Linked DNA regions of Homo sapiens: region 1 is linked to region 2. The links are chromatin loops, found by intact Hi-C in ENCODE. Cell type or tissue: mammary epithelial cell. All regions are shown on one strand.

Region 1 (5,000 bases), 280 kb after region 2:
AATTCACGATGCAAGGCATGGAGTTCACAACATATCTGCTGGTTCAATTTTATTTGACAGCTTTTCTGGACTAGGGTATTTGAAATTGCACACTTTCTCTCTCATTAATGTGTTGTATTGTTTACGAGAAAAGAGCCTGTCTTTTTTTTTTTTTTTTTTTTTTTTTTTTTTTTTTTTTTTTGAGACGGAGTTTCTTTCGTTCTTGTTGCCCAGGCTGGAGTGCAGTGGCACAATCTCAGCTCACCACAACCTCCGCTTCCCGGGTTCAAGCGATTCTCCTGCCTCAACCTCCCAAGTAGCTGGGATTACAGACATGCGCAACCACGCCCAGCTAATTTTGTAATTTTAATAGAGATGGGGGTTTCTCCATGTTGGTCAGGCTGGTCTCAAACTCCCGACCTCAGGTGAGCCACCGCACCTGGCCAGAGTCTTTCTTTTCTTAAGACAGGGTCTCGCTCATGGGCTACCATGCCCGGCTAATTTTTTTTTTGCTAGAGAAGAGTTCTTTGTTGCCCAGAGTGGTCTTGAACCCCTGGCCTCAACTGATCCTTTCTCTCCAGCCTCCCAAAGTGCTGGGATTACAGGCATGAGCCACCACACCTGGCCACACAGTGTGACTTTCTATTTTGTTCTTTTTTGAAACAATTTTTTTTGTTAATATTATTTTACAGAAAAAATTTTGAGATGAAGTTTCACTCTAGTCACCCAGGCTGGAGTGCAATGGCATGATCTCGACTTACTGCAGCCTCCACCTCCTGGGTTCAAGCGATTCTCCTGCCTCAGTCTACCGAGTAGCTAGGACTACAGGCGCCCACCACAGCTAATTTTTGTATTTTTAGTAGAGACGGGATTTCACCATATTGGTCAGGCGAGGCTGGTTTCGAACTCCTGGCCTCAAGTGATCTGCCCGCCTCTACCTCCCAAAGTGCTGGGATGACAGGCGTGAGCCACGGCACCCAGCCAAAAACCTAGAGTAGTTCTTAAATATCTTTGCAATGGAAACAGTCTGTTTTCAAAGTACTTTGGTAAATTGGACTTCAGCCATTTTTTCCCCTTGATGAAATGGAACATATGTATGTGTAAATTATTATTGTTTCATACATATTTATTTACTTTATTTACATTATTTATTTTATTAAATTAAGGCATCAGTGTTTTTCTGACCGAAGTTCTCATTTCCTGACAATGGAAATGGAACAAGAAAAAATGACCATGAATAAGGAATTGAGTCCAGACGCGGCTGCTTACTGCTGCTCGGCCTGCCACGGCGATGAGACCTGGAGTTACAACCACCCCATCCGGGGCCGGGCCAAGTCTCGCAGCCTGTCTGCCTCGCCCGCCCTGGGGAGCACCAAGGAGTTCAGGTACAACTGGGAGGGATGGTTCCTCTTTTTTTTCTCGTCTGATTTCATAATATTCTTTCTTAAAACGATTATGAAGAATTCTCCTGAGTAGTCTGCGTCGATGCATCCGGAAGGTGAGGCTGGGTCCTTGCCCAGGTGAAGCTGTGCCCTTGAAGGGGGATCCTGGCCCATGGACACCTGCCTGGCGCACGTTCCCAGGTGCCAGCACAGGCACAGGGTGCCACCGTGTTTCTCTATCTGTCTGTATCAGCACAGAACCATCTAACTGGCGCCTACGCTGACCCTTGATGTTAGACTGAAGCGCACTTGGAGAGGAAACTTTTTTTTGAGACTGAGTCTCGCTCTGTCCCCCAAGCTGGAGTGCAGTGGCGCAATCTTGGCTCACTGCAACCTCCGCCTCCCAGGTTCAAGTGATTCTCCTGCCTCATCCTCCCAAGAAGCTGGGATTACAGGCGTGCACCACCATGCCCGGCTAATTTTTGTATTTTTGTAGAGACGGGGTTTCACCATGTTGGCCAGGCTGGTCTTGAACCCCTGACGTCAGGTGATCTGCCCGTCTCAGCCTCCCAAAGTGCTGGGATTACCGGTGCAAGCCACTGTGCCTGGCCTGGAAACATTTGCTCTACAGAAGTCACTGGGGTGTGAGGGGACATCCCTCTTGGCTCTGCTTGTTTTGAGAGGCGAAGGCTGGGGGGTTCTGCACTGTGAGCAGGGCTGGTGGAGGCAGAGTTATGAGCGTGGCCTTGGGCGGGCCCAGCCCTCTCACATGTTGGGCAAGTGGCTCCCTCCTGTGCCAAGAGTGCCCACAGCGCTCACCCTTGCACAATGCTGCTTGGGCAACAGCGCCCCGGGCTTTGCATGACGGTGGCCGCACAAGCACAGCTGTGATGGTGCCTGGGGATGGTGCTCTCGGTTCTGGTGATGGTAAATGTGGTGAGTTTTAGGTGGAAGCTTGCCAGAGCCGGCGCTGCCTAACAAGGATCACGACTATCAAATGCAAGGGGGGCTTTTTGGTGAAAAGTAGTCTTAGAAAGCATGTTGTCTTACCCAGTGAGATGGGAGAGCCTGTAGCGCCTCTGACGTGGTGGCAGCCGTGGAGAAACAGGCTACTCCCACGTTTTCTGTCTACAGAGTCGCTGCCTGAGCCAGGAGGCTACGAGCGCTGGTGGCTGCCTTCATCCCGCAGGCACCACGTCACCACTCAGCCTTTCTCAGATGCCTCGTTGCCTCGTTGTCAGTGGGGGTCGTTGTCCTGTACCTCCAGGCCACCCCAGCGCAGTGACTGCGTGAACAGAATTGCTTTGGGGTTTTATTTTTTTTTCCTGTGGGTTCTTTGGCATAATGCACCATTTCTGTTGCATTCTGAACCTGATGACAGCAGCCCTGGGTCAGAGGTCGCCTCCATAGTGAGTGACAGGCGCCTTCAGGGTGAGGTGGGGGAGGAGGTAGCCAAATACGCCCAAGCATAGCCTGTCCTTGGGAAGGAAACATTAAATCCCAACACCCACTTCGAGAAACATTGTTTTCCGCAATAATCTTTTCAGTTCGTAAGTAAGTAAAATTCTTTTGTAATGTACTTCGTTTTCTTCTTCTTTTTTTTTTTTTTTTTGAGATGGAGTCTTGCTCTGTCGCCCAGGCTGGAGTGCAGTGGTGTGATCTAGGCTCACTGCAAGCTCTGCCTCCCGAGTTCAAGTGATTCTCCTGCCTCAGCCTCCTGAGTAGCTGGGATTACAGGCATATGCCACCACGCCTGTCTAATTTTTGTATTTTTAGTAGAGATGGGATTTCACCATGTTGGCCAGGCTGGTCTCGAACACCTGACTTGAGGTGATCCGCCCACCTCAGCCTCCCAAAGTGCTGGGATTACAGGCGTGAGCCACAACGCCCGGCTAATTTTTTGTATTTTTGTGTAGAGACAGGGTTTCACCGTGTTAGCCAGGATGGTCTCAATCTCCTGCCTCGTGATCCGCCTGCCTTGGCCTCCCAAAGTGCTGGGATTACAGGCGTGAGTCACTGCACCCGGCCTGTACTTACCAATTTTTAAAAGGCTGAGGTAAACAAGTCCGTGACCACTGATGGCCACGCCTGTGTCACCTGTGGAGCAGCCCTCAGGGCACCACGGCTCTCCTGGGGTTGTCTGGCCCTGCGAGGCAGCGGAAGGCCGTTCTTCTGCATTGGGACTTGAGGATTTTGTTGGGCCGTTGCCTGGCCAGCTGTGTGCAAGTTTTCTGAGTTTGTGAAGGGACTGGGAGGCTCCCGGGCACCTAGGACGAGGGCAGCCTCAGTGCTGGACCCTGAGGAGCACAGCGGTCCTGACAGCATTCTCCCCAGGACGCGTGCGGCTGCCACAGCCCCTGGCTGGGTGATTTAACTGTGACCTGGCCATGTTTAAATCACTAGGAAAGTTGTTGAGCCGTTCATCTGGCGTCTTTTATTCATTCATTCATTCATTCATTCATTCATTCATTTTGAGACAGAGTTTCACTTTTTTCAGCCAGGCTGGAGTACAGTGGCTCGATCTCGGCTCACTGCAACCACCACCTCCTGGGTTCAAGCAGTTCTCTTGCCTCAGCCTCCTGAGTAGCTCGGACTGCAGGCACACGCCACCAGGCCTGGCTAATTTTTCTTTTTTTAGTAAGGATGGGGGTTTCACCATGTTGGCCAGGCTGGTCTCAAACTCCTGACCTCACGTGATCCACCCACCTCAGCCTCCTGAAGTGCTGAGATTACAAGTGTGAGCCACTGCGCCCGGCCTACGTCTTTTTTATTGACATGAGTTCAGAGTGAACATTTGTGCTAGAATTTTAATCTAGACGATTTAGAGATGAGATGTTGTCTCAGGTTTTGAGTCCCAAATGCAGATCTAGAGAGGGGTCCTGGAGACACTGAGGAATTCTGATCCCAGGCTGGCCCTGGCCCTGGCATTTTCCTTGTTTGGGCTGAAGCTCTCCCCGGCTTGGGTCATGATCTGAGCGGCGCGTGGGCATGCGTGCTCCTCACAGGTGCCGCTCCAGTGCAGCCATGGACCTGGGCAGAACCTTCCAAGGGCTATTGTGTGGCTGCTGGGCAGATGGAGTTGGCATCTTTCAAATTGCATGTATGCCTTACCGTGTAACCTCCTCTGTATCTGTGTCTGTCACTGCATGTCTGGTTTCAGGCCCTGGTGGCTCTGACACTGCCCTCTCCCCACAGGAGGACACGCTCTCTTCATGGGCCATGCCCGGTGACCACTTTTGGACCAAAGGCCTGTGTGCTGCAGAACCCCCAGACCATCATGTGAGTGCTGGGGCCCCAGGACGGGGGGTTCTTGGAAGGGAGAGAACCCCTAGACCATCATGTGAGTGCCGGGGGCCATGGGATGGGGGAGTCCTCGGGATGTGTGTGGAGTTGTGGGATCGCTGTGTTGAGGAAGATTCTAGCACTTCATGTGAGAAGTACATGTTTAGGTCATTTAAACAAAAAGCCACATGGGCGTCCTCCCTGAACCCCCTGAGTGCAGGCATCCGAGCGGGGGCTCCCCAGCTGTGGCTTTTCCAGTGGCTTTGAGAAAGTGGACGGCAGGCGAGCCGGGGCCTGGAGACCGGGTCACAGCCCGTGGGTGTGGCGGCTTCCACATGAGATCCTCAGGGCTGCCTT
Region 2 (5,000 bases):
CAGGCATCCTCCTAATGAGCCTCTCAGCTGACGTCTTCCCCCACTCCATCTTTCTGGGTCATCGAAGTCCCCCCAGTGGTTCCCATCACTCCTGGAGGGAAGGCCAGCTCCTCTGCCCCGGCCTCGAGGCCTCTTTGCTGCCCCGGCCTCCGTCTTTGCACGGCCACTCCCTCTTTGCACAGCCACTCCCTCTTCCAGGAGCACCTGCCTGCAGAGATCTGCTGGACTGGCACCCACACTTCCTTGAAGTCTCTAGCATACCTAATGCCCATTTCAGCAATCTACTCCTCACCCCCATCTCCATGGGGCAACCCCCTCTATCCCTCGCACAGGCACAAAGCCCCATGCCCATCAGCTGGGCATGAAGGGGGGCAGAGAGTAGAGGGTGAGGGGGCAGCCTGGCAGGGTACAGTGATGAGTGGGAACCTGCACCTGCAGCAGCCCTGGATTCAGGCACCCGTCGGCCCAGCTCCCCCACTCCAGGCCCCATGGCCAGGGCTGTGGCCTTGTCTGGAGTCTGGCCTGGCAACATGGCCTGGGCGCTTCCTGATGGGCAGGAAAGAGCAGGGTTTCACCTTAGTGGGGCGGTGCCTGGAAGGGGCCACTGGGCACCCACAGGACTTCCTGGCTGGCGTTCTGATCCAAGGAGGCAGCAAGGCCCGGTCCTTGATACCACTGCCCACAGCAGGCAGGACGGACCCTCGGTTGTGTCCTTCCCTGTCACTGGACATCTCTCCCTGGGCCTGCCCCACCCAAGGCCCCGGAGGACCCTTTCTAACCAAGGACGCCCCTGCTGGGTCAGGCCCTCGGCACTGGCCTCCCTGGGGAGATCTGTGCTGCCAGGCGGGAGCCTCCGTCCTGGAAGCCAGTCCCAGGGCCGTGGCAGTGCCCCAGTCCCAGCGAGGGAAGGTGGGGGGCGGGGCTCTATTCTCTCTGGGGTTGGGAGGGAGAGGGCAACGTCAGTGGATGGTCAACCCCAGTGTCAGACTTTGTTCAGCCCTGATGCCGCCGGTGGAGGGGGGGTCGGGACAGACACAGGTTCCGAAAGGCTCTAGCAGAGGACTGCGGGCACAGGGGCTGCCCAAAACGTCCCCAAAACCTCCCCCAGTACCTGCTCTGGCCTCCCCTCCAGGAGGCAGAGGTCTCCGCTAATGAGATCTGCAAAACAAAGGCCTGGGAGGCCCTGGACCCGCCTCTGGGCAGGCAGGGCAGGTCACAGGGAGGTTCCTAGGTCCTCTGCCCTGAGCCTGTGCCCCTGAGAGGGCCCTGAGGGCAGAGGGCGCTTCCTGAGACACGGATAGGCTCACTGGCTGGCGGTGGTGTCACTGTGTCGCCCGGCGACAGATACAGGGTGTTTGCTCTGGAATCTGCCAACGACTCCCATCCAGATCCCGGCTGAGGGCTGGGCCCTGTTAGGCCGGGTCCCCACAGCTTCTCCAGGCACCTGGCACACGGGGAATGAGTGAGTGACTCGGGTAAGGACCCCTCAAGAGTGCTGGAGCCAGGCAGCCTCCTAAGACCCCTAGTGGGTGGGGACAGAGTCATGTCCCATCGAGCCCAGCACACCGAGAAGGCACAGCCCTGGAAGCTTCCAAGGACTCACCCTGGGTCCTCCGGGGCGGGTGGGGTGTGGAGGTGACCCTTGGAGTGGGCAGGGCAGGCTCCGAGAGAGGCCTCTGGGTGGCTAAAGGCCAGGCTTTTCCACCTCAGCAGTTTCTGTAGCTCCCAAATTTTTCATAAAGTTCTCATATACTTTCATAATCATAAACACCTATTATTTTTTAAATGAAAAAAACAAGTTATGAAAGTCACACTGACTTTTTATAAAACTCAAGCAACACAGAACGGTATAGGGCAAGGTGAAGCCTTTTCCCAAAACCCCAGCTAAGCAGCAAGAACCCCGGCCGTGAAGCGGACAGCCTTCCCTCTCCCAGTGCAGGCAGCCTTCCCTCTCCCGGTGCCTGGGACCGCAGGTGGAGGTGCTAGGTGACCGCTGGGGCTTGGGGTAGGGTGCTGACCGGCAGAGGGCAGTGTGGCTGCAGGGTCTGGCTGAGGGTGGCCTCCCAGCAGGGCTGGGGCACCTGGGAGCCGCAGCTCCTGACCCCGCCAAGGTGGCTCTGTGTGGCTGCCGGGCCTACCCTGTGATTTTCCTTAGGAAGAGTCCTTTGATGATACTGTCGAGTGATGTTGAGACCTTTTAGAAGAGAGGCAGTTTACACTCAGTGTGATTCATCGGACGTCTGGGAGGGGTTGGCTGTGGCCCGTGGGGTCCCCATCACCACACCCCCAGGAGGAGGCCTCCCTCATCAGCCTCTTAAACTGCATTTGTGCTGGCTTAGTGCTTGGGACTGCCCAGAAAGGTGCCCGACAGGAGCAGGCATCTCACAGAGCCCAAGGGGCCCGGGTGGGTCTTCCTGCCAGATGTGAGGCTGCCCTGTGGGGTCCTGCGAGGACCACCGTCACAGGAAGGGCCAGGCGTTTGCTCACAGGCTCTGGGCACAGCAGCCGTGGGAGGGACTGGCCAGATGTTTCCTTTCTGTGTCAGGGATCATGGGATTTGGAAAAACTGGCTCAAGAGACAATGTCAGCTGCATGGGTTCATTTGATGGACGTTGGTTGAGGGCCTACTGGACGGAGGGCCAGGAGTTGAGCCAGGAATACAGCAGTGAGCTGGCCAGGCGGGGTCTCCTGGTGGGACGCTGCTGGAGACGGGCCACTGTCAGAGAACCACAGGAGTGCAGAATGGCTGAGACGGGCTGACCAGGTCCCCGGGGGAGAGGCTGGCCCCGGGACTGATGATGTGTGCAGTGGGGCAGCTCTGTGGCCCCAGGGAGCAAGGGCTCTGTGAGTGAAGGGTGCAGGGAGTGTGAAGAGGCCAGGCTGCCCCAGCGAGGAGGGTCAGGGGAGCCTCAGACAGGGTGTGGGGTGTGAGTGCCTGTGTGCTTATCTGAGTCTATATGTGTTTGTGTCTGTGTGTATTGTGTGAATGCATACATGTGTCTGTGTATGTGTGTCCACGTGTGTGTATAGATATGTCTGTGCTTGTGTGTCTGTGTTGACGTATGTGTGTCTATGCATGCATAGATGTCTGTGCGTGTGTCTTTTTTTCCTGCTTTTTTTTTTTTTTTAGGCAGGGTGTCACTGTGTCACCCAGGCTGGAGTGCAGTGGTGCCATATCTCGGCTCGCTGCAGCCTGGACCTCCTGGGCTCAGGTGATCCTCCCACCTCAGCCTCTTGAGTAGCTGGGACCACGGGCCCGTACCACCGCGCCCAGCTAATTTTTGTATTTTTTTGTAGACATGGACTACGTTTCCCAGGCTGACCTTAAAACTCCTGGGCTCAAGCCATCCTGGTGCCTCAGCCTCCCAAAGTGCAGAGATTACAGGCATGAGCCACCGGCCCAGCCTGCGTGCCTTTCTGTGCCCACGTGTCTGTGTGTGCCCGCCTCTGTGTGCATGTGCCGGCGCACGTGTGTCTGTCGCTAACTGCCTCCACGCGCCCGTGTGCCCCTCACTCCACAGCCGCCCTCCAGCGCCCGAGCTTCTGGGTACCATTCCTCCGGCGGCGTTTCAGGCCTGGCACTTCCCTGCTGGCTGTCCTGGCCTCGGGGAGCTGCGCGGGTCCCGGGCTGCTGGCGGCCGCGCGCAATGCGGAGCTTGCCCAGGAGGGGGCGCAGGAGGGACGCGCGGGGAGACGGGGCTCGGGCTGGCGGCGCGTGGGGGCCCGGGGAGCTCGTCCCGCACGTGGGTCCCTCGGCGACCGCGCAGCGCCGGCCCTGCCCGCTCTGGCTCCGGGGCCTCCGGGCCTCCCGCCCCACCCCGGGGCGCTTCCTGCTTGGCGCGGCTGCCCCCTTTTCAGCCCCGCCTCGGAGTCCATCCTTCCGGGCCGCCCTCAGCCCCGGGGGCCGCGTGTCCTTCCCCTTGCAGCCCCCCTCGTCGCAGCTCAGCAATCCTGTTTTTAAGTCGTCCCCGCTTAAAATCTGCGGATTGGGCCGGGCGCGGTGGCTCACGCCTGCATTCCCAGCACTTGGGAAGACCGAGGCGGGCGCATCGCTTGAGGCCTGGAGTTGGAGACAAGCCTGGGCAACATGGTGAAACCCCGTCTCTACAACAAGTTTAAGAATTAGCTGGGTGCGGTGGTGTGTGCTTGTGGTCCCAGCTGCTCAGGAGGCTGAGGTGAGAGGATCACCTGAGCCCAGGAGGTGGAGGCTGCAGTGAGCTGAGATGTGGCACCACTGCACTCTAGCCTGGGCGACAGAGTGAAGCCCAGCCTCTAAAAAAATAATAATAATAACTTAAAAATTAAATATTCAGATGGGACCTCACGAATGCAGTCTCTGCATATATGTGTGTAGTTCTCCACAGGTACCCATGTGTGGGGGGCCGTGTGTATGTGTGTGTGTGTGTGTGTGTATAGCTTTCTGTGTGTATCTGTGTGTGTGTCTGTAGTTCTGTGTGTACCTGTGTGTGTTTGTAGTTCTGTGTGTACCTGTGTGTGTGTGTAGCTCTGTGTACCTGTGTGTGTGTGGAGCTCTCTGTGTGTACCTGTGTGTGTGTCTGTAGTTCTGTGTGTACCAGTGTGTGGAGCTCTCTGTGTGTACCTGTGTGTAACTCTCTATGTGTACCTGTGTGTCTGTAGCTCTGTGTGTACCTGTGTGTGTGTGGAGCTCTCTGAGTGTGTGTGTGTGCGCGCGCACATACTGTCAGAGGGGCTGGGCACTGCCACTCCCAGCAGAGCCAACACAGTGAGGAGGAGGTGGGGTTGCTGTGTCCAGGGTCTGGAGAGGCCAGGGGAGGAAAGAGGAGGCTGGCCTGGAAGATAGAGCAGCTGGGAGGGCACCCAGGGGAGGCAGGGAAGGGCTGGACACTGCCAGGCTGAGCTCTGCACACAGCTTCCCTGGCTGAGTCTCACCAGAAGGCACAGCCTCCCTTCAGGCCCCCACCCCGCTCAATGGTGCCTTCCCCTGGAGGACCGTCTGTGTCCGACATCGCCTCTGGGAC

The links. Peaks named below come from ENCODE experiments on the same cell type or tissue, not always from the same donor. Only the 100,000 strongest peaks of a DNase experiment are listed, where the experiment ranks them.
Region 1: a loop joins it to region 2, with 7 times the contacts of the local background. A loop is called at or near these places in 2 of 110 quality-filtered maps.

The regions. Positions count from the first base shown.
Region 1 is chr1:1,761,592-1,766,591 of GRCh38, reverse strand. It overlaps NADK (NAD kinase), which reads left to right. Exons shown (of 12, transcript NM_023018.5): 2 at 1,146-1,364; 3 at 4,557-4,640. The coding sequence starts at 1,186. Among named protein-coding and RNA genes, the nearest start is that of NADK, 14 kb to the left of the region's middle. In mammary epithelial cell, a CTCF peak has its summit at 2,195; a DNase peak (open chromatin) is centred at 2,201.
Region 2 is chr1:2,043,669-2,048,668 of GRCh38, reverse strand. It overlaps LOC105378590 (a long non-coding RNA gene), which reads left to right and starts at 1,222. Exons shown (of 4, transcript XR_007065357.1): 1 at 1,222-1,475. It also overlaps a transcript of PRKCZ not described here. RefSeq lists enhancers at 616-1,369, 1,370-2,123, 4,859-5,000 and silencers at 3,600-3,679, 3,740-3,789. In mammary epithelial cell, CTCF peaks have their summits at 2,019 (motif pointing right) and 3,639 (motif pointing right); no DNase peak of the experiment used is centred here; H3K4me3 peaks cover 644 bases.